Linked DNA regions of Homo sapiens: regions 1 and 3 are each linked to region 2. The links are chromatin loops, found by intact Hi-C in ENCODE. Cell type or tissue: GM12878. All regions are shown on one strand. Links, peaks and the distances in the headings refer to the core of each region. The heading gives the core; the rest is flanking DNA. Region 1 overlaps VAV1 (vav guanine nucleotide exchange factor 1). Region 2 overlaps VAV1 (vav guanine nucleotide exchange factor 1). Region 3 overlaps TRIP10 (thyroid hormone receptor interactor 10).

Region 1 (8,000 bases), core at 1-8,000, 59 kb after region 2:
AGATGGGATCATCTAGTTGCAGGAAAACAAGCTCAGGGCTCCCACTGATTCTACATTATGGTGAGTTGTATACTTATTTCATTATATGTTACAATGTAATAATAATAGAAATAAAGGGAACAATAAATGTAACGCATTTGAATCATCCTGAAACCATCCCCCCTAACTCTGGTCCATGGAAAAATTGTCTTCCACAAAACCGGTCACTGCTACCAAAAAGGTTGGAGACTGCTGCTCTATAGGTTTAGATGATAAATTAATCTCTACCTAACTGTTACAGTAGCCAAACCTCTATCCTAATGAATACACAGCATTGATTACAACAGGTTGTACCTGTCTGAACAGATCGTGGAATCCCAGTAGACTGGGATCACCATGAGAGCAGAAACAAGTTCTTATCAACCATCACATTCCCTGCTGCTGGGACGCAGTAGACAAATCAATGAGGGATGGTGGAAAGAATGAATATATTCATTAACTAATTATGCACACATCCATACCCTTTCCTCTTTCTCTTCTAGCAACATGGGCTGAGAGGGGCTCCACCCCCAGTTCCAGTCAATTAGCATGGCCCATCCCCTTGCCTATGACTATTGGTTCAGAGATTAACACATGACCCACTTCAGACCAATGAGAGAGTGCAAATCCCGGATCTTAAGCTCCAGCTTCTGGGACAGTGATTTACTCTCCGCTGTGTTGGTCAAGAGTGAGGTTAGGCGGTCTGGAGCAACTGCAGCTACTTTGCTGCCATGAGTGGGAGATCCTAGATTTACAAAGCCAGAAAAGGAATCCATCACAGAGACATGCAGTCCTTGATGACATTGTTGGAGCTACTGAATGAAGCCATACTTAAAACCCACATACGAGTTTGCTTCTCTTCCAAAACGGCATTGAGAAAAAATTATTTTCATTAAAAAAAATTGTTGGCCGTGCATGGTGGCTCACGCCTGGAATCCCAGCACTTTGGGAGCCCATGGCGGGTGAATCACAAGGTCAGGAGTTCGAGACCAGCCAGACCAACATGGTGAAACCCCGTTTCTACTAAAAATACAAAAATTAGCTGGGCGTGGTGGAATGCACCTGTAATCCCAGCTACTCGGGAGGCTGAAGCAGGAGAATTGCTTGAACCCGGGTGGCGGAGGTTGCAGTGAGCCGAGATCGTGCCACTGTACTCCAGGCTGGGTGACAGAGTGAGACTCCATCTCAAAAAAAAGAGCTTCATTTACAAAAACAGGTGGCAGGCTGCATTTGGCCCACAGGTCATGGTTTGTTGACCTGTAATTAGGTTTTCTGTCATTTGCAAACTTCTTGGGAGCATAGCCACTGCCTTGATGGAACACCAGACCTTGTTAGACGGGAGGAAGTTGAGGGAATCAGCCCATAAACCCCTTTAGCATCCAAGACACTTCCATCAGGGCAGTCCAGAGACTCCAGGCTGATCTTCCTTCCTTCCTTCTTCCTTCCTTCCTTTCCTCCTCTCTTTTAGTTTCTTTTTTATTCATATAAATGAATAAATATTACTATATATAATATTCATATAGTGTGTGTGCATATATATATACACATATGTGTGAGCTGTATAATTATTTCATTATATATTACAATGTAATAATAATAGAAATAAAGTGAACAATAAATGTAATGTGGTTGATTCATCCTGAAACCATCCCCCCAACTCATGTGTGTGTGCGTGTATGTGTGTGTGTGTGTGTGTGTGTGTGTGTGTATCTGTAGAAATGAGGGTCTCACTATGTTGCCCAGGCTGGTCTCGAACCCCTGGGCTCAAGTGATCCTCCTGCCTCAGCCTCCTAAGGTCCTGGGATTACAGATGTGAGCCACCACAACTGGTCTATTTTCTTTGTTTTTGTTTTGTTTTGTTTTGTTTGAGATGGAGTCTTGCTCTGTGGCCCAGGCTAGAGTGCAGTATTATGATCTCAACTCGCTGCAACCTCCACCTCCCGGGTTCAAGCGATGCTCCTGCCTCAGCCTCCTGAGTAGCTGGGATCACAGGTGTGTGCCACCATACCCAGCTAATTTTTGTATTTTTAGTAGAGACGGGGTTTCACCATGTTGGCCAGGCTGGTCTCGAACTCCTGACTGTAGGTGATCCATCCGCCTCGGCCTCCCAAAGTGCTGGGATTACAGGCATGAACCGCTGCGCCCGGCCTTACCACCGCTTTTCATGGCAATTACCTGATCACCCAAAAGTTACTACCCCTTCCCTGGAAATTTCTGCATAAACTGCCCCTTACTCTACATGTAATTAAAAGGAGGTATGGGCCGGGGGGCGGTGGCTCACACCTGTAATCCCAGCACTTAGGGAGGCTGAGGCGGGTGGTTCACGCCTCAGGAAGGTCAGGCAATCGAGACCATCCTGGCTAACATGGTGAAAACTCATCTCTACTAAAAATACAAAAAATTAGCCGGGCATGGTGGCGGGCGCCTGTAGTCCCAGCTACTTGGGAGGCTGAAGCAGGAGAATGGCGTGAACGTGGGAGGCAGAGCTTGCAGTGAGCCAAGATTGCGCCACTGCACTCCAGCCTGTGCGACAGAGCAAGACTCCGTCTCAAAAAAAAAAAAAAAAGGAGGTATGGGAAGGGCACAGTGGTTCATGCCTGTAATCCCAGCACTTTGGGAGGCCAAGGCAGGCAGAACACCTGAGGTCGGAAATTTGAGACCAGCCTGGCCAACATGGCGAAACCTCATCTCTACTAAAAATACAAAAGTTAGTCAGGCGTGGTGGCACGCGCCTGTAATCCCAGCTACTCAGAAGGGTGAGGCAGGAGAATTGCTTGAACCTGGGAGGCAGAGGTTGCAATGAGCTGAGATTGCACTACTGCACTCCAGCCTGGGCGACAGAGCAAGACTCTGTCTCTAAATAAATAAATAAATAAATATAAATAGGACCGCCAAACTGCCCTGAGCTGCTACTCTCAGCCTGTGGGGTAGCCCTGCAAGAGCAGTCATGGAGCTGTAACACTGCCACGGCAATAAAGCTGTTTTCGTCTACCCTACCACTGGAATCACCCTTGAATTCTTTCCTTAGCCTGTGAGGCTTCTTGGGTGAAACCAAGAAGCCTCACAGGCTAAGCCCCACTTTGGGGCTTGCCTGCCGTGCGTCACATTCTCTGGATTTGGACACATGTATGATGATGGGTATCCACTATTATAGTGTCATAGAGAGTATTTTCACTGCCGTGGAAAGCTTCCATGCTCTGCCTATCCATACCCCCTTTCCACTAACCTCTGACAACTACTGATCTTTTTACTGCTTCTACAGTTTTGCCTTTTCTGAAACATCACATAGCTGGTATCATATAGTATGTAGCCTTTTGGGACTGGCTTCTTTCACTTAGTAATATGCATTTGGGGTTCCTGCGTGTCTCTTCATGGCTTGAGAGCTCATCTCATCTCTCTTCAGTGCTGAATAATATTCCATTGTCTGCGCTGGGAGCAGTGGCTCACACCTGTAATCTCAGCACTTTGGGAGGCCGACGTGGCTGGATCACCTGAGGTCAGGAGTTTGAGGCCAGCCTGGCCAACATGGTGAAATCCCATCTCTACTAAAAATACAAAAATTAGCCAGGTGTGGTGGCAGGTGCCAGTAAACCCAGCTACTCAGGAGGCTGAGGCAGGAGAACAGCTTGGACCTGGGAAGCAGAGGTTGCAGTGAGCCGAGACCACACCATTGCACTCTAGCCTGGACAACAAGGGCAAAAGTCCATCTCTAATAATAATAATAATATTCCATTGTCTGGATGCACCACAGCTTATTTATCCATACGAGGAAGTAGGTGGAACTTGACTCTGGAGGTGGGGCTCAGACAACGGACCAAATTGAGGACTAGCTAAAACAGGGCTGGAGCAGAAGCACCTTTCCATAAGACATGCCCACCAGTGTGCCATGGCAGTTTGCCATTGTGATGGTAACACCAGCAGCTACTACTCCTTTCCCAAGGCAATGACCCGACAACCCAGAAGTTACCACCCTTTTCCTAGAAATTTGCATAATCTGCCCTTTAATTTGCATATAATTAAAGTGGGTACAAAGATGACTGCAACCCTGATTACTCCGGGCTCACAGCCTGTGGGGTAGCCCTGCTCTGCGAGGAGCAGGACTTCTGCAACTGCCGCTATGCACTTTCACTTCAGTAAAAGCTACTGTCTAACACCTCCAGCTCGCCCTGGAATTCTTTCCTGGGCAAAACAAAGAACCGTCCCAGGCTGAGCCCCAATTTAGGGCTTGCCTTGCCCTACATCGCATTCATCTACCGAAGGACAATTTGTTGCCTCCCAGTTTCAGCAATCATGAATAAAGCCGCTACAAAGACTTGAGTGTAAGTTTTTGTGTGGACATAAATGTTCAACTCCTTTGGGTAAATAGAGGACCTCAATACCTAGTACCATGTCTGACACATAGTAGATGCTCAATAAAATCTGTCGAATGAATAAATCTCCCTTTGACAGAGGAAACAACTGAGGCTCAGAGAGGGGATACTGCCCATCCCGGACCACACAGATAGGAATGGAGAACCAGATACCAGCACTGGATCCCAAAGTCTGTGCCTCTAACCTCTGTACAACACTGCCTCTTTGAACCACACTAAGCTGCTCCTGGTGCCTCTTAGAGAGTGGCATAATGAGGGCGCTCATGGGCAGGCAGATCACCAGAGACAATAGAGCAGATGGCTGTGTCTGTGGCTCGAGGGAGGAAGTTCCCTCCTGACCTCAGGGAGATCAGCTGAACCCGGAGACAGCTTCCTTCCAGTCATGTGATGCCTCAAAGAGGGGAAAGGGGGCATGATTCATCCCCTCTCCGGGCTGCGGTGGGGCCAGCTAAAGAAAGGGGCTCCATCAGACAGCAGCAGTGACTGCAGTTAGACCACCAGAAAGGACTTCCTGGTCGCCTGAAGAGTGTGAGAAAGTGGCAAAGGACAGGAGGTCCTTTATTTTTTTTAATTTTATTATTATTATACTTTAAATTTTAGGGTACATGTGCACAACGTGCAGGTTTGTTACATATGTATACATGTGTCATGTTGGTGTGCTGCACCCATTAACTCCTCATTTAGCATTAGGTATATCTCCTAATGTTATCCCTCCCCACTTCCCCGACCCCACAACAGTCCCCTGTGTGTGATGTTCCCCTTCCTGTGCCCATGTGTTCTCATTGTTCAATTCCCACCTATAAGTGAGAACATGCGGTGTTTGGTTTTTTGTCCTTGCTATAGTTTGCTGAGAATGATGGTCCTTTAAACAAACGTAGGAGAGGCATTATGAGGACGGTTCCTCCCTGCTGGGGGCAACCCCCCTCAGTGCCCCTCTTCCTTCCTCCAGGAAGAGGCGGGCACCCACTGTGCTGGCATCGTGCCCATATGCAAATCAGCACCCAGGCGCACTGCGGTGAACCCTGAGGTTCATTCTTCCCCATTTGCCAGCCAGCCTCCCATCAACAAAACCCCTGCCCAAGATGAAGAAAGAGCCAGAAAGGTCGGCTGGCTTTCCACGCTCCTTCGGGGAAGCAGTGTGCAGGGACAGAGGCCTCTGGGGTCTGGGAGAAGGGGACCCAGAGCCAAGCACGACGGCAGCAATCAACTCCCCACCCCCACCCCAGCACCAGGGAGCCGGCCGGAAACCGGAAATGCCTGTTACCAGGGCTTGGTTGGGGAGATAGAAAAAAGGGTGGGTGGAGGGGCCCTTTGCGTTCAACCCATCAGCCCCTTCATCAGGCAACCTCAAGCTCCCGAGGGTTCCCAGAGAGGGCGGGTGTGCTGTGCACCCTTTCAAAGCTCCGAAGCAGGGGTGCAGAGTGTGCACGCCTCATCCTAGCCCTCAAACCCTTCTGTGAGGAAGCCCGTCTCTCTTCTGCCCCATCCCCTACCACCCCAGCACACACTCCACTTTTCAGCACCGGTGGGAGGGTCAGGCAGATCTGGTTCGACTCCCAGACCAGCCCGGCAAGTTGAGGGAGCTTGGATGGGATCATTTTGCTTTCCGTTGATTCAATTGACTCATCTGTACGTCGGGAATGAAAATACTTGACCCAATGTTTGCGGTAGAGCCTGGTGTGAAACCCAGCACCCCAGACCCGGTCATGCATTAATTCAGCAAGCATGTGTGGAATGCCTACTGTATGCCAAGCACCAGAACCTAATGGTGATCAAGACAAACAGAGCTCTGCCCTTACAGGGCTTATGTAATCCAGCCAGGAGACAAACACTAAGCAGTCAGCAAGGTGAATAATTGATGATGAGGGTGGTGAGAGGGTGTGCCGGGAAGCACAGAGAGCTATGGGACCTGGTTAAATGCAGGAGGCACCTGGTAAGGCTTTGGGGTGGTACAGGAGAGAATGGTGCCATGCAGGCGACAAAGAGATGGTGAGCGGCTGGGTGCGGTGGCTCACGCCTGTAATCCCAGCACTTTGGGAGGCTGAGGCGGGCGGATCACTTGAGGTCAGGGGTTCAAGACCAGCCTGGGCAACATGGTGAAACCCCGACTGCACACACACACACACACAAAAATTTGCCAGGCGTGGTGACAGGCGCCTGTAATCCCAGCTACTCTGGAGGCTGAGGCAGGAGAATCGCTTGAACCCAGGAGGCGGAGGTGGCAGTGAGCCGAGATCACGCCACTGCACAGCCTGGGCAACAGACCGAGGATGTCTCAAAAAAACAAAAAACAAAACAAAACAAAAAAAAGAAGCTGGGTGTGGTGGCTCATGCCTGTAATCCCAGCACTTTGGGACGCTGAGGTGGGTTGATCACTTGAGGTCAGGAGTTTGAGACGCGCCTGGCCAACATATAGTGAAACCTGTCTCTGCTAAAAATACAAAATTAGCTGGGTGTGGTGGAACACGCCTGTAGTCCCAGCTACTTGGAAAGCAGAGGAAGGAGAATCGCTTGAACCCAGGAGGCAGAGGTTGCAGTGAGCCGAGATCATGCCACTGCACTCCAGCCTGGGCAACAGAGCAAGACCCCATCTCAAAAAAAAAAAATGAGACAGATAGTGAAGCAAAGAAGAGAAGCATGCTGAGCAGCTGGCAGGAACATCACATGGCAGATCCACTTTGGAAAAGTTGGTACGTTTTCCTTGTTATTACTATTATTTTTTTACCTTGCAATTCCAGCACAAAGGAAGAAAAGTTGGTACATTTTCTTCTTATTAAAAAAAAAAATTAAGAAACAGAGCCTCACTATGTCGGTCAGGTTGGTCTCAAACTCCTAGGCTCCAGCAATCCTCCCGCCTCAGTTCCCCAAAGTGCTGGAATGACAGGCATGAGCCGCCGTGACTGGCCTGGTAAGTTTTCTTAAAACATTAAGCATGCACCTATCATACGATATATTCCATTACCAGGCATTTACTCAAGAGAAATGAAAGCACATGTCCATACAAAGACTTGTACAGAATGTTCATAGCAGCTTGATTCTGTTTTCTTTTCTTTCCTTTTTTTTTTTTTTTTTTTTTTGAGACAGTCTCAGTCTGTCACCCAGGCTGGAGTGCAGCCTGGCCCAATCACAGCTCACTGCAGTCTCAAATTCCTGGGCTCAAGCAATCCTCCTGCCTCAGCCTTCCAAAGAGTTAGGACTACAGGCATGTGCCACCATATCCAGCTAGCAACTTGATTCATGATAGCCAAAAGTGCCATCAGTAATTCAAACCTCAACCAAGGGGAACATCACACACTGGGGCCTGTCGGGGGCTGGGGGTTAGGAGAGGGATAGCATTCGGAGAAATACCTAATGTAGATGATGGGTTGATGGATGCAGCAAACCACCATGGCACGTGTATACCTATGTAACAAACCTGCACGTTCTGCACATGTATCCCAGAACTTAAAGTATAGGCCGGGCATGGTGGCTCACGCCTGTAATCCCAGCACTTTGGGAGGCCGAGGTGGGCAGATTATGAGGTCAGGAGTTCGAGACCAGCCTGGTCAACATGGTGAAACCCTGTCTTTACTAAAAATACAAAAAAATTAGCCAGGCGTGGTGGCGCACACC
Region 2 (11,026 bases), core at 2,041-10,040:
CAAAGATAGGGCCCCTGAGACCAGGCAGACGGGGAGCTGAATTTGAAGGAAGTGGGTCTCAAAGAATCTAGAGAAAGAAAATGGATCTCCAGGCCTAAGCCTCTGAGAAGATAGAGGGTTCTGGGAAGTGGAGGAGCTACACAAAGATACAGCCTAAATAACGGGCAATAGACTGGGCACGGTGGCTCATGCCTGTAATCCCAGCACTTTGGGAGGCTGAGGTGGGCGGATCACAGGTCAGGAGTTCAAGGCCAGCCTGGCCAATGTGGTGACAACACATCTCTACTAAAAATACAGAAATTAGCCAGGCATGGTGGTGGATGCCTGTAATCCCAGCTACTCAGGAGGCTAAGGCAGAAGAATTGCTTGAACCCAGGAGGTGGAGGTTGCAGTGAGCCAAGATCACACCACTGCACTCCAACCTGGGTGACAGAGCGATACTCTGTCAAAAAAAATAAAAAAATAAGGGACAATATATTCTGTTAGCCCACAGAATGGGCTTTTCTGGCGATAGACCTAGTTTCACTGTATTGGTCTGTTAGGAATGCCATAACTAAGTACTACAGACTGGGTGAGGGTTGGGGTTTATTATTATTATTATTTTTGCTTTTGTTTTGGGATGAGGGTCTTGCTCTGTTGCCCAGGCTGGAGTGCAATGGTACAATCATAGCTCACTGCAGCCTCAGCCTCCTGTGCTGAAGCCATCCTCTCACCTCACCATGTTGGTCAGGCTGGTCTCGAAATCCCAACCTCAGGTGATCCACCTGCCTTGGCCTCCCAAAGTGTTAGGATTACAGGCGTGAGCCACCGCGCCTGGCCTCCATCTTGCTTCTAACCTCCAAGCTGTCCTTGTTCATTCTTGGGCATAGGCGGAAGTAACCTTGGGAGGAACTTTATAGTTTAAAACAAAGACGATAACAGCCCTTTCCCAAAACAAACCTCCTTCTTGTTTGGGCACTAGACTGCCTTTGTAGGACTAACAAATTAGCCCCAAGATTAGAAATGATGGTTTAGGAGGCATGCAGCTAGAGGCTAAAAGATTCTGACCCTCCCTAAATTGCTCCTAAGATCAGGGCTTGAGATATTTTGCAAACCCTGCACTTGATGGATCAGCTGGCACCACCCAGATTGATAAACTGGCTCATGAGATCTTGTGGTCCCCCACCAGGAACTGACTCAGTGCAAGAAGACAGCTTTGACTCCCTGTGATTTCATCCATGACCGATCAGCACTCCTGGCTCGCTGGCTTCTCCCAACCCACCAAGTTGTCCTTAAAAGCTCTGCTCCCAGAAAGCTCAAGGAGACTGATTTGATTAATAAAACTCCAGTCTCCCACACAGCCGGCTCTGTGTGAATTACTCTTTCTCTACTGCAATTCCTGTCTTGAGAAATTGACTCTGTCTAGGCGGAGAGCAAGGTGAACCCACTGGGTAGTTACAAGGACACAGGGCAAACAGCTGCCCTGGGTGTGGTGTCTGGTGCCTGTAATCCAAGCTACTCAGGAGGCTGACGGAGGAGGATCGCTTGAGCCTGGTGAGGTTGAGCCTGAAGTGAACTGTGATCGTGCCACTACACTCTAGCCCAGGCAACAGAGCAAGATCCTATCTCAAAAAAAGAAAATGGTAAAAGAGGTACATTTTGCTGGGCATGGTGGCTCACGCCTGTAATCCCAGCACTTTGGGAGGCTGAGGCAGGTGGATCATGAGGTCAGGAGTTCGAGACCAGCCTGACCAACATGGTGAAACCCGTCTCTACTAAAAGTACAAAAAATTAGCCAGGCATAGTGGCACGTGCCTGTAATCTCAGCTACTCAGGAGGCTGAGGCAGGAGAATTGCTTGAACCCGGGAGGCAGAGGTTGCAGTGAGCTGAGATCCCGCCACTGCACTCCAGCCTGGGTGACAGAGTGAGATTCCATCTCAAAAAAAAAAAAAGTACATTTTATGTATGTTTGTGTTTCGTGTCATGAAATGTTTTGTTATGAATTGGAGAGTCAGAGAGAGAGTGTCGGTTTACTGGAGCAGAAAACACCTCAGGAACCAGTACCGGGGTAGAAAAACCTGAACGGTAATTGACGAATCGCTCAAGACTCAGTGTGCAGAAGTCTTAGGGCAGCCCCCGCAGTTTCATAAGTTTTACAAACTTGTCAGAGGAGTTTGAACCAGTGTGACTCCATCTTGAACAGGAGCTGGGTAACATGAGGCTGCGACCTGCTGGGCATTCCCGGGAGATCAGGCATTCTTAGTCACAGGATGAGATAGGAGGTCGACACAAGATACAGGTCATAAAGACCCTACTGATTAAACAGGCTGCGGTAGAGAAGCCAGCCCAAATCCCACCAAAACCAAGATGGCGACAAAACTGACCTGTGGTTGTCCTCATTGTTCATTCTTATTATACACTAATTATCATGTATTAGCTGCTAAAAGAAACTCCCGCAAGCGCCATGACAGTTTACAGATGCCATGGCAATGTCCGGAAGCTATCCTAGAGAGTCTAGAAAGGCGAGGAACCCTTAGTTCTGGAAAATCCTCAACCCCTTCCCAGAACACTCCTGAATAATCCACACCCCGTGTTGTAACCGAGTGAGTTGCAGAGAAATGCCACACTCTGAGATGAATTCAGGCGACCGAGAGAAGGCTAGTGCTCAAAATTCTCTCGGCCCTGAGGAAGGGGCTAGATTTCTTTCTTTCTTTCTTTCTTTCTTTCTTTCTTTCTTTTTTTGAGGCAGAGTCTCGCTCTGTCGCCCAGGCTGGGGTGCAGTGGGACGATCTCGGCTCACTGCAAGCTCCGTCTCCTGGGTTCACGCCATTCTCCTGCCTCAGCCTCCCGAGTAGCTGGGACTACAGGCGCCCGCCACCACGCCTGGCTAATTTTTTTGTACTATTTTAGTAGAGACGGGGTTTCTCCGTGTTAGCCAGGATGGTCTCGATCTCCTGACCTCGTAATCCACCCGCCTCAGCCTCCCAAAGTGCTGGGATTACAGGCATGAGCCACTGTGCCCGGCAGGAACCATTTTTAAATATGCCAAAGCATTCTGTTCTTTTTTTACTTTTCTTTTTTTTTTTTTTTTTTTGAGACAGTCTCACTGTAATGCCCAGGCTGGAGTGCAGTGGTGCGATCTCGGCTCACTGCAAGCTCCGCCTCCCGGGTTCACGCCATTCTCCTGCCTCAGCTGCCCGAATAGTTGGGACTATAGGCGCCTGCCACCATGTCCGGCTAATTTTTTATATTTTTAGTAGAGACGGGGTTTCACCGTGTTAGCCAGGATGGTCTCGATCTCCTGCCCTTGTGATCCGCCTGCCTCGGCCTCCCGGAGTGCTGGGATTACAGGCATTAGCCACCATGCCCGGCCTCAAAAACTTTTTTATTTTTAAAGTTTTAAATAAAAACTTGCTAGCATGTTACTCCACTTTATTTTTCTCCATGGAGCTAATCTCTAAGTAAACTCCAGCTGAGGCCACATCCTCGCCCAGCTCCTTCCTCTGCCCCTTCCTGCTGCCTGTGGCCAGCATGGCCAAGGCAGGAAGGGAGATGCAGATTACATAGGACCTTATGGTTATCCCCGTGCCTGAGCTCTCTGATGTTAGTTGTGCTTTTGCTGGGTGGACTGGAGGCAAGGAAAGTGAGGATACTTATGATGACTTGAAATCAGCTGTGGGCCAGGTGCGGTGGCCCACACCTGTAATCCCAGCACTGTAAGAGGCCGAGGCGGGCAAATCATCTGAGGTCGGGAGTTCAAGACCAGCCTGGCAAACAGCCAAACCCCATCTCTACTAAAAATACAAAAGTTAGCTGGGCTTGGTGGTGGGCACTTGTAATCGAGCTACTCAGGCAGCGGAGGCAGGGAGAACTGCTTGGAACCCAGGAGGTGGAGGTTGCAGTGAGCTGAGATTGTGCCACTGCATTCCAGCCTGGGCAACAGAGCAAGACTCTATCTCAAAAACAAAAAAACAAAAAACAAAAAAAAAAGAAGAAAAAAGAAATCAGATGCGGTGGGACTATTTACACCATAGGAATGGGCACATTCTATGCGAATATCCACTGTTTGAATCATCCCCACTCCGGCCAGGCATGGTTCACACCTGTAATCCCAGCACTTTGGAAAGCCAAGGCAGGTGGATAACCTGAGGTCAGGAGTTCGAGACCAGCCTGGCCAACATGGTGAAACCCCGTCTCTACTCAAAAGAAAATACAAAAATTAGCTGGGCGTGGTGTCGGGCTCTTGTAGTCCCAGCTACTCGGGAGGCTGAGGGAGGAGAATCACTTGAACCTGGGAGGTGGAGGTTGCAGTGAGCCAAGATCACACCATTGCCCTCCAGCCTGGGCGACAGAGTGAGACTCTTTCTCAAAAATAAATAAATAAATCACCCCCACACCACGGCTCCCCAAATCCTGCAGCTTAGAGCTCAAACATCCAAACCTGACTTCTGAGGCCCCCTAACAGCCTTCTCTTTGGAAACAGTCTAATCAGAGAGTTTGAGACACTGAAGCCAAATCACCGAAGGCCACCAGAGGGCACTACATAGCTTCAAATTGGTGCTGTGGGGTTACAATGGGCAAGATACGCGGAACTTGGTTCCGCGGCTCAAATGCCAGGACAATGCGGAAGTGTTGGCTGCCTAAGAACAAGTCCCGCCTTGCGTGAATGGTACCCATGAAATATGACAGCTCCCTATGTGACAATCTGCCTCGCGCCTCACTTCATTGCCTGGAATTCCACCATTAGGGAGTCATTCCTTTGGATAAAAAATGTTCCTCTGGAAAAAAAAAAAAAAAGTTCCTCTGGGCCGGGCGCGGTGGCTCACGCCTGTAATCCCAGCACTTTGGGAAGCCGACGCGGGCGAATCACCTGAGGTTAGGAGTTCGAGACCAGCCTGGCCAACATGGTGAAACCCCATCTCTACTAAAAATACAAAAATTAGCTGGGCGCTGTAATCTCAGCTACTCGGGAGGCTGAGGCAGGAAAATCGCTTGAACCTGGGAGGCGGAGGTTGCAGTGAGCCAAGATCGCGCCACTGTGCTCCAGCCTGGGAGACAAGAGCGAGACTCGGTCCCACCCCCACCCGCCCCCCCCACAAAAAATGTTTCTCTTCCAGAAAATATTAAATAGTTCAAGTTGAGACCCCTAGAAAGCACTAGAAATTAAAGACGTGGGAAGAATCCTCAGACCACAGAAAACAGCTGTAGGTGGAGACCCTTCCACCTACTTTGTATTTCTCTGCCTTCTCAACAATATGAACGTGTTTGGCTGCGGACGTTGGCTCACGCCTGCAATGCCAGCGCTCTGGGAGATTGCGCTATCGAGGTGGCGCACTACTGCTGCTGTCCATCAGGGGGCAAGCGCGGCTTTAATTTGTGGCTGTCTGCGGTGGGACTGCCTGGCGATGTGTCTGTGTGATGTTTAGGAATGTCCCTGTTTGATCTAGTGGGTGTCTGTCTGACGGCGTTTGAAGTCTATATCCGCTGATTTCATTTGTCTTTATCAGTGTTTGTAAATTCTTAGGGCTGGGGGTAGGAGTGAGTGAGTGTGTGTGTGTGTGTGTGTGTGTGTCTGTCTGTCTGTATTGGGGGCTGTCCGTTGTACATTCACCATGTTGGCCAGGCTGGTTTCGAACTCCTGAGCTCAAGTGATCCACCTGCCTCGGCCTCCCAAAGTGCTAGGATTATAGGCATGAGCCACCACGCCCGGTCTCCCAACAACTTTTCACCCACCCCACCCCCACTTTCCTCCCTCTCCAAGCAAAATGAGCCCCTTGAAGTTTCCAGAACCTACCAGGATCACTATCATTTGCCCCTCTCCCTAAAAAACTTTCCCTTCATTATTTATTATTATTATTATTGAGTCTCACTCTGTCGTCCAGGCTGGGGTGCAGTGGTGCAATCTCAGCTCACTGCAATCTCTGCCTCCCAGGTTCAAGTGATTCTCCTACCTCAGCCTCCCGAGTAGCTGGGATTACAGGCACCTGCCACCACACCGGCTAATTTTTGTATTTTTAGTAGAGATGGGGGTTTCACCATGTTGCCCAGTCTGGTCTCGAACTCCTGACCTCAAGTGATCCGCCGCCTCGGCCTCCCCAAGTGCCGGGATTACAGACATGGACCACCGTGCTAGGCTGTCCCCTCATTTATTTTCTAGGTGACTCCATCCAGCTGATTATACAGTTGCCACCTTAGATGTTTCCTCCTCCAGGAAGCCCTCCCTGACCATCCTCCCCTACTCAAGCCTGGGTTAGATCTGTATTTGCTCCCACAGCCACCTGTGTTCCTTATGAAATTCATCAACTCTGTGTTATAATTGCCTGGTTGATTGTTAAGTCCCCTACTGGATTATACGTGCTTTTCAGGCAGGTCTGCGCCTGAGTCATTCACACAGCCTGGGGCTGAAGGTGAGGGCCACCCAGGAACTCCAAGAACAAGTCCATGACCTCAACCTCACCAACACCCTGAACTAGACAGCCCAGGTAGCCACCTTAGGCCATAGGTAGGTTCATGGTGTGACTCTGGGGGAGTCACGGGAGGGGCAGAAACCCCCCGTCCTAGTTCCTGATCCCTTGTGACTGCATTGCTTCCTCCAACACCCATTTCTAGATTCATGGTTCCTCAAACATGAAAAACACTTCACTCCAGGCTTCAGAGGCTATATCCTGCACCTGGCCAGGTGTGTGCAGGTACCATCTAGGCGTTGGCTTACCTGGGGTTGCAGAGAGAGCTAGGATATACCAAGATCCCCACCCGGCACTAGAGTGACGGTTAAGAGCGTGGTTCTGTGCTTAGGTGCATACCGACTCTCTGCCTGTGGCGAGCTGATTTTATCTTTCTCTGGTTCAGAGAGGCGAAGTCTTTCCCAAAACTTTATAGCTAATTTCACAGGGGCACAGAGGACCTTAGAATCTCTTGGAGCCCTGACCACTATGCTCTATTTCATATAAAAATAAAAACTGGCCAGGCCCAGTGGCTCACGTCTGTAATCCCAGCACTTTGGGAGGCCGAGGCGGGCGGATCACAAGGCGAGGAGATCAAGACCATCCTGACTAACACGATGAAACCCCATCTCTACTAAAAATGCAAAAAATTAGCCGGGCGTGGTGGCGGGCACCTGTAGTCCCAGCTACTCGAGAGGCTGAGGCAGGAGAATGGCGTGAACCCGGGAGGCGGAGCTTGCAGTGAGCCGAGATCGCGCCACTGCCCTCCAGCCTGGGCGACAGAGCAAGGCTCCGTCTCAAAAACAAAAAAAACAACAACAACAAAAAGAAACCCGGCCGGTTGCAGTTGGCTCACGCCTGTAATCCCAGCACTCTGGGAGGCTGAGGTGGGCAGATCACGAGGTCAGAAGATCGAGACCATCCTGGCCAACATGGCGAAACCCCTGTGTCTCTACTAAAAATACAACTGTTAGCTGGGTGTGGCGGCGTGTGTCTGTAATCCCAGCTACTCGGGAGGCTGAGGCAGGAGAATCGCTTGAACTTGGGAGGTGGAGGTTGCAGTGAGCCAAGATTGCACCACTGCACTGCAGCCTGGCGACAGAGCTAGACTCCATCTCAAAAATAAATTAATAAATAATAAAATAAGATAAAATACCACGAAGCTGGCTGTGAGATTAATCTAGATACTGTGTAGGAAGTGCTTACTTTCATGGCGCCAGACAACACTGAATACTTGACACGGGAGGTGCCTCTGTTAGTAGTATGGTAGGGTAATATATTTGGAAGTATGAACTACTTTTTCCCAAATTAATTTATAGCCCATGATCCTTCCCCAGCCCTGTCAGCTTAGGCCAGCCCATCTTTTTGCCTCCTAAGGGTTATGCTAGCAGCCTGCAGATTTACCCAAAAAGCAACTCCCTGGCTTTTGTTGGTCAGTTGGTTACTTGGTTGTTTCTTTGCTTTGTTTTGTTTTTTGTTCTTTGTTTTTGTTTTTGTTTGAGATGGAGTTTTGCTCTGTCACCCAGGCTGGAGTGCAGCGGTGCAGTCTCATCTCACTGCAACGTCCCCCTCCCAGGTTCAAGTGATTCTCTTATCTCAGCCTCCCAAGTAGCTGGGATTACAGGTACCTGCCACCACGCCCGGCTAATTTTTGTATTTTTAGTAGAGATGAGATTTCACCATGTTGGCCAGGCTGGTCTCAAACTCCTGACCTCAAGTGATCTGCCCGCCTCGGCCTCCCAAAGTGCTGGGATTATAGGCGTGAGCCACTGTGACTGGCCTGGTTGGTTTTTAGAGATGAGGTCTCACTCTGTTGCCTAGGCTGGAGTGCAGTGGTGCAATCATAGTTCACCACAGCCTCCACCTCCTGGGCTCAAGCAATCCTCCCACCTCAGCCTCCTGAGTAGCTGGGACTACAGTTGTGTGCCACCATGCAGAGCTAATTTTTTTATTTTTTTTATTTTTTTATTTATTTTTTTTTTTTGTAGAGAGGAAGATCTTACTATTTTGTGCAGGCTGGTCTCGAGCTCCTGGCCTGAAGCAATCCTCTGCCCTCAGCCTCCCTGGCTTTTGAACTTCAAAATCTTCCTTGGAGATCCTGAATCTTAGTTTATGAGCATTAAAAGTCTAAGGGCTGGGCGCAGTGGCTCACGCCTATAATCCCAGCACTTTGGGAGGCCGAGGCTGGTCGATCACAAGGTCAGAAGATCGAGACCATCTTGGCCAACATGGGGAAACCCCGTTTCTACTAAAACTACAAAAATGAGCCGGGTGTGGTGGCGGGTGCCTGTAATCCCAGCTACTTGGGAGGCTGAGGTAGGAGAATCACTTGAACCCAGGAGGCGGAGGTTTCAGTGAGCCGAGATTGCGCCACTGTACTCCAGCCTGGGTGACAGAGCAAGACACCATCTCAAAAAAAAAAAAAAAAAAAATGCCAGGCGTGGTGGCTCATACCTGTAATCCCAGCACTTTGGGAGGCCGAGGCGGGTGCATCACGAGGTCAGGAGATCGAGACCATCCTGGCTAACAAGGCAAAACCCCGTCTCTACTAAAAATACAAAAAATTAGCCGGGTGTGGTGGCAGGCGCCTGTAGTCCCAGCTACTCGGGAGGCTGAAGCAGGAGAATGGCGTGAACCCAGGAGGCAGAGCTTGCAGTGAGCTGAGACCGCACCACTGCACTCCAGCCTGGGTGACAGAGCAAGACACCGTCTCAAAAAAAAAAGAAAAAAAAAAAGCTTAAGAAAATAAATTTCATGTAATGTATATTTTACTGCAATTTTAATAATTAATAAAGACTATTAAATAAAAAATGGCCAGGTGAGGTGGCTCACGCCTGTAATCCCAGCACTTTGGGAGGCCGAGGCGGGTGGATCACCTGAGGTCAGGAGTTCCAGACCAGCCTGGCCAACATGGTGAAACCCTGTCTCTTCTAAAAATACAAAAAATTAGCTGGGCATGGTGGCGCGTGCCTGTAGTCCCAGCTACTCGGGAGACTAAGGCAGGAAAATCACTTGAACCTGGGGGGCGGAGGTTGCAGTAAGCCAAGATTGCACCACTGCACTCTAGCCCAGGCAACAGAGCAAGACTCTGTCTCAAAAAGAAAAACAAATGAGGCCAGGTGCAGTGGCTCACACCTGTAATCCCAGCACTTTGGGAGGCCAAGGTGAGAGGACTGCTTGAGCCCATGAGATCAAGACCAGCCTGACCAACATAGCAACACCCCCTCCCTACAAAAAATAAAATATTAGCCGGGTGTGGTGGTGCTTGCTTTTAGTCCCAGCTACTTGGGAGGCTGACGTGGGAGGATCGCTTGACACCAGGAGGTGGAGGCTGCAGTGAGCTATGATCGTGCCACTGTGCCCCCGGCTGGGCAACAGAGTAAGACTCTGTCCCTGAAAAAATAAAATAAAATAATTTAAAAAGAAAGAAAAACGAATGAGCGGTACATTTTTGTGATCTTGAATCTTTGAGTATAAAATTCTTTCCTGAGTATAAAAATCTTTGAGTACTAAAAAAAAAAAAGAAAAGAAATTCTCACTTTTATTTATTTATTTCTTTATTTATTTTTATTTTTTGAGACAGAGTTCTTGCTCTGTCACCCAGGCTGGAGTACAGCGTCATGATCTCGGCTGACAGTAACCTCTGCCTCCTGGGTTCAAGCGATTCTCCTGCCTCAGCCTCCCAAGCAGCTGGGATTACTGGCACCTGCCACCACGCCCGGCTAGTTTTTGTATTTTTAGTAGAGACGGGGTTTCACCATGTTGGCCAGGCTGGTCTTGAACTCCTGACCTCGGGTGATCCACCCGCTTCAATCTCCTGAAGTGTTGGGATTACAAGCGTGAGCTACTGCACCCAGCAAATTCCTGCTTTATTTTATTTTATTTATTTATTTATTTTTGAGACGGAATCTCGCTCTGTTGCCCAGGCTGGAGTGCAGTGGTGCGATCTTGGCTCACTGCAACCTCCGCCTCCCAGGTTCAAGGGATTCTTCTGCCTCAGCCTCCTGAGTAGTTGGGATTATAGGCACTGGCTAGTTTTTGTATTTTTAGTAGAGACGGGGTTTTGCCATGTTGGCCAGGCTGGTCTTGAACTCCTGACCTCAGGTAATCTGCCCACCTCAGCCTCCCAAAGTGCTGGGATTACAGGCATGAGCCACCATGCCCAGCCCAAAAGAGGGAATTTCATATCCCAGATTCAAGTTGTATTGTATTAATAGATGACAGAGAACAGCAATCAAGTTAGGAGACAGAAATTGGTGAGAGGGCTTTGTCTGTGGATTGGTGAGGGGCTTTGTCTGTGATTGGTGAGGGGGCTTTGTCTGTGGATTGTTGAGGGGGCTTTGTCTGTGGATTGTTGAGGGGGCTTTGTCTGTGGTTGGTAAGGGGGCTTTGTCTGTGGATTGGTGAGGGGGCTTTGTCAGTGTGGCACACTCTCTCCCCATCTCTCTCCTAGCAGGTCCTTCTGAACGACACCAGTCCTTCTATCCATCTTCATCCTTTTATTAAATGTAACCCCCTTGAGCCCCGTCTGCTTGAGGGGACCCAAGAGGAAATCGGGGTGTTATAAATTAACCATGTCAGGGCACATCCCGGGAGCACCGCC
Region 3 (11,026 bases), core at 1,310-9,309, 110 kb after region 2:
CTCCCAACCCCATTCAACATGAGCCGTCCCTGCATCCCAGGCCCTGCACGGAGTGCTAGGATACATCAACAAACCAGAAAGAGACAAAGATCCCTGCCCGATGGGAGCCAACAGTCCACGAGAGGACAACAAACCATGAACCACAAAAATAAGGCAATTTTGTTTGCTTCAAGATGAAAATTAAAACACAGGAAGGGAAGGCCAGGCACAGTGGCTCAGGCCTGTAATCCCAGCACTTTGGAAGGCCAAGGCGGGCGGATCACCTAAAGTCAGGAGTTCGAGACCAGCCTGGCCAACATGGCGAAACCCCGTCTCTACTAAAACTACAAAAATTAGCCGGGCGTGGTGGTACACACCTGTAATCCCAGCTACTCGGGAGACTCGGGAGGCTGAGGCACGAGAATTGCTTGAACCCGGGAGGCAGAGGTTGCCGTGAGCCAAGATTGCACCACTGCACTCCAGCCTGGACAACAGAGTGAGACTCTGTCTCAAAAAACAAACAAACAAACAAAAAACAGTAAGGGAAGGGTGAGGTGGCTCAGGTCTGTAATCCTAGCACTTTGGGAGGCCAAGGTGGGCGGATCACTTGAGGTCAGGAGTTCGAGACCAGCCTGGCCAACATGGTGAAAACCCATCTCTACTAAAAAAAAATAAAATAAAATAAAATACAAAAATTAGCCAGGTGTAGTGGCATATGCCTGTAATCCAAGCTACTTGGGACAGAGTGAGACTGTCTCAAAAAAACCGAAAAAACAAAAACAAAACAAAACAAAAAAAACAGAGTAAGGGAGATAGAGACTATAAAGATGGAGATGTATATTGCAATTTTATTTTATTTCTATTTATTTATTTATTTTTGAGATAGAGTTTTGCTCTTGTTGCCCAGGATGGAGTGCAATGGCGTGATACCGGCTCACTGCAACCTCCACCTCCTGGGTTCAAGTGATTCTCCTGCCTCAGCCTCCCGAGTAGCTGGGATTACAGGCATGTGCACCACGCCCTGCTAATTTTGTATTTTTAGTGGAGATGGGGTTTCCCCATGTTGGTCAGGCTGGTCTCGAACTCCTGACCTCAGGTGATCCACCCACCTCAACCTCCCAAAGTGCTGGGATTACAGGCGTGAGCCATTGTACCCAAGCAAGCAATTTTAAGTGGTAGTCAGGAAAGGCCCCATTGCAGAAAAAAATAAAATTGAAGGAAATGAGGGAGGGAACAGGTGGATAACTGGGGGATAAGCAGGCAGGAGGAAGAGGCAGTGCAAAGGCTCTTGGGTCAGAACAAGAATTTAAGCTGTTCATTCAACCAAAAAATGAGTGGGTAGCTGGGTGTGGTGTTGCACGCCTGTGGTCCTAGCCACTTGGGAGGTTGAAGCAGGAGGACTCCTTGAACCCAGAAAGTCAAGGCTGCAGTGAGCCGTGATCGCACCATTGCACTCCAGCCTGGGCCACAGAGTGAGACCCTGACTCAAATTTAAAAAAAAAAAAAAAAAGAAGAAGAAAAGAAAGGGCTGGGTGCAATGGCTCAATTTCTTCTTAAAAAAAAAAAAAAAAAGATACACGTGCAGAATGTGCAGGTTGAGCCTATTCAAAGGCATGGTAAATACAGTCTCCCAAAAGTCTTAGTACAGTTTTAAGTACTAATAGTCCAGAAATTACAAGCCTGTAATCCCAGCACTTTGGGAGGCCAAAGCGGGCGGATCACGAGGTCAAGAGATCAAGACCATCCTGGCCAACATGGTGAAACCCCGTGTCTACTAAAAATACAAAAATTAGCTGGGTGTGGTGGCGCCTGTGGTCCCAGCTACTCGGGAGGCTGAAGCAGGAGAATCACTTGAACCCGGGAGGCAGAGGTTGCAATAAGCCGAGATGGCGCCACTGCACTGTAGCCTGGTGACAGAGTGAGACTCCGTCAAGAAAGAAAAGAAAGGAAGGAAGGAAGGAACGAAGGGAGGGAGGGAAGGAGGGACACACGAGTGTAGCTGAAGCAGAGGGAATGAGGGGAGAGTCAGAGAGAGAGACCCTGGGGCTCAGATTGTGAGGATTTTTCAGCTACTGTGAGCACTTTGGACCTTAACTCAGAGTGAGCCAGGCACTGTTGGATGATTTCAAGTTCCTAGAAAAGAGCCTATTCAAAGGCATGGTAAATACAGTCTCCCAAAAGTCTTAGTACAGTTTTAAGTACTAATAGTCCAGGAGATCAACATGCCACCAACTTACAAAGGACGTCATTTGAAAGTTTACGATGAGGGGAGGGAACTTAGAGGAGGGGTCAGTAGGTGCAGCAAACCACCATGGCACACAGATACTGAACCTGCACATTCTGCACATGTATCTTTTTTTTTAAGAAGAAATAAAAAAGAAAAAAAAGAAAAGAAAGTTTAATAAGCTTGGTTTCTTTGACACTTATCTGAGTGTCATACCATACGCAGCTTTGTGAATTTTTTATACTTTGTCTCTCTATAGATATCTATATTAATTGTATATATTTTATATAGATATGTCTATGGAGAGATATATTATCACAAAAAAAGTAAAATATCTATCATATATAAATGTAATTATATGTAGTATATAGGGCAACATTATACATTTAATAATGTTAATTTTATTTAACATATACTTAATTTAAATATATATTATATATTTATATAATATATATCTATCTCTATAGATATGATATAGAGAGATATATCACTTAATTGTAGATAGATAGATATCTTTTTTTTTTTTTTGAGACAGGGTCTTACTCTGTCATCCAAGCTGGAGTGCAGTGGTGCAGTCATACCTCACTGCAGCCTCTGGCTCAAGTGATCCTCCCACCTCTGCCTCCCAAGTAGCTGGGACCACAGGTGCATGCCACCATGCCCAGCTAATTTTCTAACTTTTTGTAGAAACAAGATCTTGTTATGTTGCCCAGGCTGGTCTGGAATCCCTAGCCTCAAGCAATCCTCTCACCTTGGCCTCCCAAAATGCTGAGATTACAGGCGTCGGCCACCACGCTCATCCTTTTTTTAAAAAAATTTTTAATTTCGTTGGGTCACTGCTTACCATCTTTCAGTCAGAGGGGCAAAAACAAAGAATTCAAATTTAAAATGTAGTATTCAGAATTCATAGGGTCAGGCAAGGTGGCTCATGCCTGTGATCCCAGCAGTTTGGGAGGCCGAGGAGGGAGGATTGCTTGAGACTAGGAATTCCAGACCAGCCTGGGCAACACAGTGAGATCCCATCTCTATAAAATAAAATAAAATTAAAAAAAAATAATTTACAGAACTATAGAGATGCTAAAGTTTTCTAACCATGTGTAAGCATGTAGCATTTCTACCGTCGAGGTGGTTGAAATTCAAAACTGCACCCGGATAGGTTGTTATACCCCATTATTGGAATGAGTGGATGGATCAGGTGGGTGGTAGCCGATGAAGCTCTCACCCCCGCCCATTCAGCAATCTTCCCTGTGTATTCCCATTGACCCCTCTTGTATGACCTCTAGAAGCCTCCACCATGCCCATATCTGCCTTGCCCCGAACGAGCAGTGACCCGGTGTTGCTGAAGGCCCCTGCTCCCCTGGGAACTGTTGCCGACAGTCTCAGGGCCTCCGATGGGCAGCTTCAAGCCAAGGCACCAACGAAGCCCCCCCGGACACCCTCCTTCGAACTGCCTGATGCCTCTGAACGTCCCCCGACGTACTGCGAGCTGGTGCCCCGAGTGCCCAGTGTCCAGGGAACATCCCCGAGCCAAAGCTGCCCAGAGCCAGAGGCCCCATGGTGGGAGGCCGAGGAGGATGAGGAGGAAGAGAATAGATGTTTTACAAGACCACAGGCTGAGATCTCTTTCTGCCCCCATGATGCCCCCTCCTGCCTGCTGGGCCCCCAGAATCGGCCCCTGGAACCCCAAGTCCTGCATACCCTCCGTGGCCTGTTCCTGGAGCACCATCCTGGGAGCACCGCCCTTCACCTGCTATTGGTAGACTGCCAGGTGGGTCACCTCCTGGGATGCTCCTCCCCAGGCCCAGGGCAAGACCCAACCATGCCTACATAATCACGCTTCACCTGACTTCCCCATTCCCTTCTGCAGGCCACAGGCCTCCTGGGAGTGACCAGAGATCAGCGGGGCAACATGGGAGTCTCATCTGGCCTGGAGCTGCTCACTCTTCCCCATGGACACCACTTGAGGTTGGAACTGCTGGAGAGGTGAGCCAGCAGCTTGTAATCTTGGTTGGGGGAGGCCAATTCCCCCCACTTCCCAAGATCTCCAAACAGCTCCCCACTCATGGTTCCCCAGGGAAGAAGGGAGATGGGGCAATGCCACCTCCTGTCCCCCCTCACCCCTGCATTACAAACCTCCCCACTTCCCCCAGACCCTTGCCCTCCACCTCTGCAGGCATCAGACACTGGCGCTGGCCGGGGCGCTGGCGGTGCTGGGCTGCTCGGGGCCGCTGGAGGAGCGCGCAGCCGCACTGAGGGGACTGGTAGAGCTGGCGCTGGCGCTGCGGCCAGGGGCGGCGGGGGACCTGCCCGGGCTGGCTGCAGTCATGGGCGCCCTGCTCATGCCCCAGGTTCGTGGGGAGCAGGGACTGGAGGAAGCTGGAGTGCGGGTGACTGGGAAGACTGGAGAGGAGGCGTGCTCAGATCTCTTCTCCCAGGTGTCCCGGTTGGAGCACACGTGGCGCCAGCTCCGAAGGAGCCACACGGAGGCTGCGCTGGCCTTTGAGCAGGAGCTGAAGCCGCTGATGCGGGCTCTGGATGAGGGCGCTGGTAAGTGAAGGTCTGGGGCTTAGCATCCCCTGGGGGCCCAGACCAAATTTAACAGGACTCAATCTAGTCCTATGCCCAGTCCCTGCATCTGTTCTAGGCCCGGTCCCTTCACCATAGGCCCCGCCCTCCACATGAGGGTTGGTCCTGGCCCTTTCCCTAGGCCCCGCCCTCCACACGAGACTTGTTCCTAGGCCACGCCCCCACCAGCCTTGGTCCCAGCCCCTTTCCCTAGGCTACGCCCCTTCGCCATAGGCCCCGCCCTCCATACGGGGCGTGTGGTCCTGGCCCCTCTCCACAGACCCCGCTGTCGCTCAGTCCTAAGCCCCGCCCCTGCATTTGTCCTAGGTTCCACCTCTGCCCTATGCCCCATCTACAGCCCCAAACCCTGATCAGACCCTCCCCCTCCGCAGGACCCTGCGACCCCGGCGAGGTGGCGCTGCCGCACGTGGCACCCATGGTTCGCCTACTGGAGGGCGAGGAAGTCGCGGGGCCGCTGGACGAGAGCTGTGAGCGGCTGTTGCGCACCCTGCACGGGGCGCGTCACATGGTCCGGGACGCACCCAAATTCCGCAAGGTGGCAGCCCAGCGCCTGCGAGGTGAGCGTTCCCTCTGCGCTGGACTGCAGACTTCAGAGCACCCTGCAGGTTCTAACCGGATCCCCCAAACCCAGCCTGTCCCAGGAGGGGAGCCTCTCGCCACGCCTCCCGGAGCCCCACCCAAACTGGGACGGCTCCACTCCAGGAAGGTTCTCACCCCAAGCAAACGCTGCATCCAGCGGTATTGATAGGAACAGGGCCGTCCACCTCAAAACGGGCTGTCCTGCCCCCAGAGCCACCTCCGCGGGTCCCCACTCCCCCTTCCCACCTAAGACGATCCCGTCCCCCAGGGATCTCGATCCCCAAGAACGCCCTGCTCCCTCCAAAACGACTCCTCCGTCCTATCCTAGGGCAGCCCACCCGGCAAGATCCCCCCACCTTCCCCGACAACCTGGGATCCCGTCCTCGGGGCAGCCCCACGTCCAGGCACAGCCCCTAAGGCGGGACCTCCAGGATCTGGCACCTGGAACAGGCCACCCCATTGCACTGCGGTAGAGCCCCTCAGGCACCCCACCCCCATTCCTGCAGAGAGCTGGAAGCCCCCTCCCCTCTGACCCCGCCTAGTCATCCCGCAGGTGGGGCAGGTCCCTCCCGGGCCCCTGTTGGGTCAAAGTCCTCTGGGGAAAGGAAGGTGCCGGGAGGTTGGGAGGGGCGAGGCGGGCGCCTGGGCCCCGCCCCCAGCCCACCTGACCTTGCTTCCAGGATTCCGGCCTAACCCGGAGCTGAGGGAGGCCCTGACCACCGGCTTCGTGCGGAGGCTGCTCTGGGGTAGCCGGGGCGCGGGAGCTCCGCGCGCTGAACGCTTTGAGAAGTTCCAGCGCGTCCTCGGCGTCCTGTCGCAGCGCCTGGAGCCTGACCGCTGAGAGCGCAGACACCCTTCTTCACACCCGGGACCCCCAGGTTTTTGCGAACCCCAGAAGAGACCAAAGGAGTCGTCCCAGGCTCCTCGCGCCTCAGGTGGAATCCTGCCCTGTGCCTCACAGAAGAGGTGGGGACCGCAGTCAGGGTCACCTGGACCATGGTGAACATGTGACCTGCAGATCTGGCATCAGAGGCCAGAGTTCAAATGTGACTCCACCTCTTAAAAGCCGTGATTTCTAGCAGTTGACTTCACCTCTGTGTCGGCCTTTAACAAAATCATAGCCATACAGCAGCTCAGGCCTGTAATCTCAGCACTTTGGGAGGCCGAGGCGGAAGGAAGGCTTGAGGCCAGGAGTTCAAGACCAGCCAGGGCAACATGGTGAGACCTCATCTCTACAAAAACTGAAAAATAAAAAACTTTTAAAAAATGTAAAAGTTGAGGCTGTGTACTTTCTAAGAATTGTGGCCAGGAATGAGACCCCAGGTGGAGAATGCCTGGCACACAGTAGGTCTTCAATAAGTGCTACCCATTCTCAGAAGCTGCAGTGCATTCAGAAGGGATGAAACTTGGGTGTCCTGGCCAGGTGCGGTGGCTCACGCCATAATCCCAGCACTTTAGGAGGCCGAGGCAGATGGATCACTTGAGGTCAGGAGTTCAAGACCAGCCTGGCCAACATGGCAAAACCCTGTCTCTACAAAAAATACAAAAATTAGCTGGGCATGATGGTGTGTGCCTGTAATCCCAGCTACTTGGGAGGCTGAGGCAGAATTGCTTGAACTCGGGAGATGGAGTCTGCAGTGAGCTGAGATCACGTACGCCACTGCACTCCAGCCTGGGCAACTGGGTGAGACTGTCTCAAAAAGAAAAAAAAAAGAAACTTGGTATCCTTCTCCCTACCTGAGTCACAAGCAGACACCCACTGACAATGACATAGGCCAACTTCCAGAAAGGGGCAGGGTTGACCCAAGGTGTGCCCAAGATCACCTCCCCTTCCTCATTCCCTGTGTGGCCTGTAAGAAACGTGGTGTTAGATACTTCCAGTCCCAGTATTTAAATCCTCTAATAAGACACCGACTCTAGGAACTTTATATAATTTCTTTTTTTTTTTTCCCATTTTTGTATAAAACAAAATGGCCGGAGCCGAGCGGCAGAAAGAAAAGATGTAAAACATGAGTATGTACATCAATGGTGGAACGATGGTAGAAGGCACAGCGGGTCCGTCCGGTGTGACAGGTAGGACTGGGTTGGGGGTGGAGGGGGCAGCAGGTTACACAGGTCTCAGCCGAAGCCACGGGGTCAGAAATAAAGTGCATAGGTCCTGGGGCTCCCCGTGGCCCAGAAGCAGCAGCCGACAGCCCCCCTCTTCCCGTCTCTGGCAGGGTTCAATTGAGCGTGACTCGGAGGTAGGAGGTGGGCACGTAGCCCTCGCCTCCCTCTTTCCGCCTGACCCGGGTCCAGCCGTCCCCTTTGTCTTCTTCCATAAGACTGAGGTCTTCACCCTCGGCCATAGAGATAGTGCCCTCGCTGGACCCTGTGATGGGGGTGGGGGTGGGCCCAGATCTGCTTTAGGCAAAATTTATTATTTTTATTTTTTATTTTTGAGACAGAGCCTCGCTCTCGCCCAGGCTGGAGTGCAGTGGCACGGATCTTGGCTCCCTGCAACCTCTGCCTCCAGGTTCAAGGGATTCTCCTGCCTCAGCCTCCCGAGTAGCTGGGATCACAGGCGTGCGCCACCACACCTGGCTAATTTTTGTACTTTCAGTAGAGATGGGGTTTCACCGTGTTCGCCAGGCTGGTATGGAATTCTTGACCTCAAGTGATCTGCCTGCCTCAGCTTCCCAAAGTGCTGGGATTACAAGCCTGAGCCACCCGCCCAGCCCTGCTTTAGGCGAATTTAAACTGAACCTAGCCAGAGACACTGCCTCCCATACCCCGCCAAGCCCACTCTGGCCGTTCTCACCTTCAAAGTGGTAGATGGCCACACAGTGACCTATGGGGGATGTGGGTTCCTCCTCGAAATCCTCATCAAACTCCGTGTAAATGGGGGTGTCCTGGCTCTCTTCTGAGGGAGGCTCTTCAGAGCTGTTTGGGGATAATTCGGCAGATAAAGACAGGCCCTCCTGGGACCCTGGGAACAGACCCACTCTGACGTCACCCCTCACCTCTCCTTGGTGTCCTGTGATGCGCTGTTGCTGCTGCTGTCTGGCGGGGCGCTAGCGGGGGGGTCGGGAGGCCGGGCGTGCCGGCTCAGGCTGTCTCCCCGGTTGCTAAGGACTCGACTTTCAGCTTCTGCCAGCCACGCCTGGGAGGAGGGGACAGGAAAATCGTTCCAGGGCAGAGCTCCGGGGTCAGCCCACTTTGGACCCAGAGGTTCCCTGAGATCACCCACGCACAGCCAAGGCTGTGATGGAAAACAGCTGGAGACCCCCCGCTCCGAACACCTCCCCTGTCCCCGACCCCCCACCCCACCCAGCAGTGACTCAGCCAGGCCCGCTGGCTCCCGCCCCTCCCCAGGGTCTTTCCTGACCTCATACTTCTGCACTTCCAATTTCAGCCGTTCAATGTTGCTCAGGGTTTCAGCGATCTGGGGCTCCAAGCTGGCGGGGTCCCCCATCTGAGGTGTCTTCTCATAGACATCCTTCATTTTCTTTAGGGCTTCCCTATGACAAGGGAGACAGGATAGACAGGAAAACATACTTCCGTGTGAGTTTTTTTGTTGCTGTTGTTTTGTTTTGTTTGAGTCAGGGTCTCATTCTGACTCTTTCCCCAGGCTGGTGTGCAGTGGTGCAATCATGGCTCACTGCAACCTTAACCTCCCGGGCTCAAGTGATACTCCTGCCTCAGCCTCCTGAGTAACTGGGACTATAGACCCGCATCACCACACTCGCCTGATTTTTCAAAAATTTTTAGTAGAGATGGGGTCTGGCTATGTTGCCCAGGCTGAGTTCAAGGGATCCTCCTGGCTCAGCCTCCCAAAGTGCTGGGATTACAGGCATGAGCCACAGCACCGGGCTCCATGTGATTTAACAAGCAAAAAACAGGGGTTTTGCATCAAGGAGCAAATAGCAAGGCAGGACAATGGTTAAGGATGCAAATACTAGTGCCCGACTGCCTGGGTTCGAATCTCAGTTTGAATATTTCCTAGCTGTGTGAGCTTGGCTTAAATCATTGAACCCCCACTGCTGTTTGCTTATTTTGGAAATGGAGATAATGATCCTAATATCTCATGTGGGTCACTGTGAGGATTAATACAATGCCTGATACCTAGTAAGTCCTCACTATTACTCATATACATATTGAGTACCTACTGCATACAGGTCCTATTCCAAGCATCAGAAATATAACACTGGGCTGGCCGTGGTGGCTCACATCTGTAATCCCAGCATTATTTTGGGAGGCTGAGGTGGAAGGATCACTTGAGGCCAGGAGTTCAAGACCAGCCTGGGCAATGGTGTGAGACTTTGTCTCTAGTAAAAAATCAAAATAATTTTTAAAAAATAAAAAAAGAAGGGGGGGCAGGGGAAAAAATAAATAAAGATAAATATAACACTAAACAAGACAGATCTTAAGTCTGCATACAATCTCTCAGGAAACCTTGAAAATTCGAATAAATCCATGTACACTGTTTCGAATAGTGCCTAGAATGCAGTAAGTGACTAATAAATACTGTTATCATTATCATCAGTTTCTCATCCCTGTCTCCCCTATGTCTATATATACAGGTAGTCACGACTATAATGGACCTTTGGAAAAGACCAGATCTGAGCTCAACTTCCTTCCAGTTATTTTTTATCTTTTTTTGAGACACAGTCTCACTCTGTCGCCCAGGCTGGAATGCAGTGGCGCAATCTCGGCTCACAGCAACCTGTGCCTCCCGGGATCAAGTGATTCTCGTGCCTCAGCCTCTGGAGTAGCTGGGACTACAGGCACACGCCACCACGCCTGGCTAATTTTTATATTTTTAGTAGAGACAGGATTTCCATATGTTGGCCAAGCTGGTCTCAAACTCGGTCTCAAGCCATCTGCCTGCCTCGGCCTCCCAAAGTGCTTGGATTACAGGCATAAACCACTGCACCCTGCCAACTTCATTCCAGTTCTAATACCTGATCCACTTTACAGATGAAGAAACTGAGGAATTAAAAGGTAAAACAGGCTGCCCAAGTCCTGAGATGAAGCTGGAAATCAAGTCCAGTTTGTCGTGACTCTAGAACATGCACCCTTAACCCCTCCACCGTAGAAACTCAGGAACTAGAGAGTTCTGAATGGAACTTTACACCAATAAAAGCCATTCTGTCCAAGAGGTTACATGCAAATGGCAAAATATAATTTGGCTGCCTGTTTGCAAGTGGCAAACATCATTCCTATTATGTAACAGAACTGGGAAGAGGATTTTGTTGCCTGGAAAGAGTGAGTAAAGATTTTTTTTTTAATCTGCCAGATTTTTTTATTGTCAATATTTTAAGTGTTTGAGCTATTAAATAGATAACCATATGCTGCTTTTCTTTTAGCCAATTAATGTGGTGAACTAGATGGATACATTTTTTGATATTGAACTATCTTTGCATTATTGGGATAAAACCCAACCAATGGTGGATTTTTTTTTTTTTAGTTTTTAAAAAAATTTACTTGGGTTTTTCTTCTTCTTCTTCTAAGAGATGGGGTTTTACTACGTTGCCCAGGCTGGCCTTGAACTCCTAGGCTCAAGTGAGTGATCCTTCTACCCAGCCTCCCAAAGTGCTGGGCTTATAGGCATGAGCCACTGTGCTCGGCTAATGTATTATTATTATTATTATTATTATTTGAGGTAGAGACTCGCTG

The links. A loop is a pair of places that touch in the nucleus more often than their neighbours do. Peaks named below come from ENCODE experiments on the same cell type or tissue, not always from the same donor. Only the 100,000 strongest peaks of a DNase experiment are listed, where the experiment ranks them.
Region 1: a loop joins it to region 2, with 12 times the contacts of the local background. A loop is called at or near these places in 14 of 110 quality-filtered maps.
Region 3: a loop joins it to region 2, with 5 times the contacts of the local background. A loop is called at or near these places in 34 of 110 quality-filtered maps.

The regions. Positions count from the first base shown.
Region 1 is chr19:6,799,310-6,807,309 of GRCh38, reverse strand. All of the region lies in intron 1 of VAV1 (vav guanine nucleotide exchange factor 1), which reads right to left. Among named protein-coding and RNA genes, the nearest start is that of VAV1, 31 kb to the right of the region's middle. RefSeq lists enhancers at 458-752, 4,116-4,335, 5,218-5,287, 5,078-5,598. In GM12878, for the core only: a CTCF peak has its summit at 4,654; DNase peaks (open chromatin) are centred at 3,903, 4,699, 5,389 and 5,669; H3K4me3 peaks cover 3,066 bases; H3K27ac peaks cover 3,354 bases.
Region 2 is chr19:6,857,243-6,868,268 of GRCh38, reverse strand. VAV1 (vav guanine nucleotide exchange factor 1) reads right to left here. Exons shown (of 27, transcript NM_005428.4): 27 at 10,908-11,026. Among named protein-coding and RNA genes, the nearest start is that of ADGRE1, 25 kb to the left of the region's middle. RefSeq lists a silencer at 1-104 and an enhancer at 5,126-5,265. In GM12878, for the core only: CTCF peaks have their summits at 4,512 (motif pointing right) and 5,325 (motif pointing right); DNase peaks (open chromatin) are centred at 4,578 and 5,338; H3K4me3 peaks cover 714 bases; H3K27ac peaks cover 1,014 bases.
Region 3 is chr19:6,747,776-6,758,801 of GRCh38, reverse strand. TRIP10 (thyroid hormone receptor interactor 10) reads right to left here. Exons shown (of 15, transcript NM_001288962.2): 12 at 8,736-8,868; 13 at 8,371-8,510; 14 at 8,169-8,290; 15 at 7,272-7,739. The coding sequence ends at 7,591. SH2D3A (SH2 domain containing 3A) reads left to right here. Exons shown (of 10, transcript NM_005490.3): 5 at 3,487-3,971; 6 at 4,071-4,186; 7 at 4,377-4,551; 8 at 4,639-4,750; 9 at 5,161-5,346; 10 at 6,049-6,642. The coding sequence ends at 6,209. It overlaps LOC124904623 (a long non-coding RNA gene), which reads left to right and starts at 10,215. Exons shown (of 2, transcript XR_007067109.1): 1 at 10,215-10,351; 2 at 10,446-10,638. RefSeq lists silencers at 4,843-5,052, 5,223-5,402. In GM12878, for the core only: a CTCF peak has its summit at 5,321 (motif pointing right); DNase peaks (open chromatin) are centred at 4,971 and 5,261; H3K4me3 peaks cover 803 bases; H3K27ac peaks cover 1,077 bases.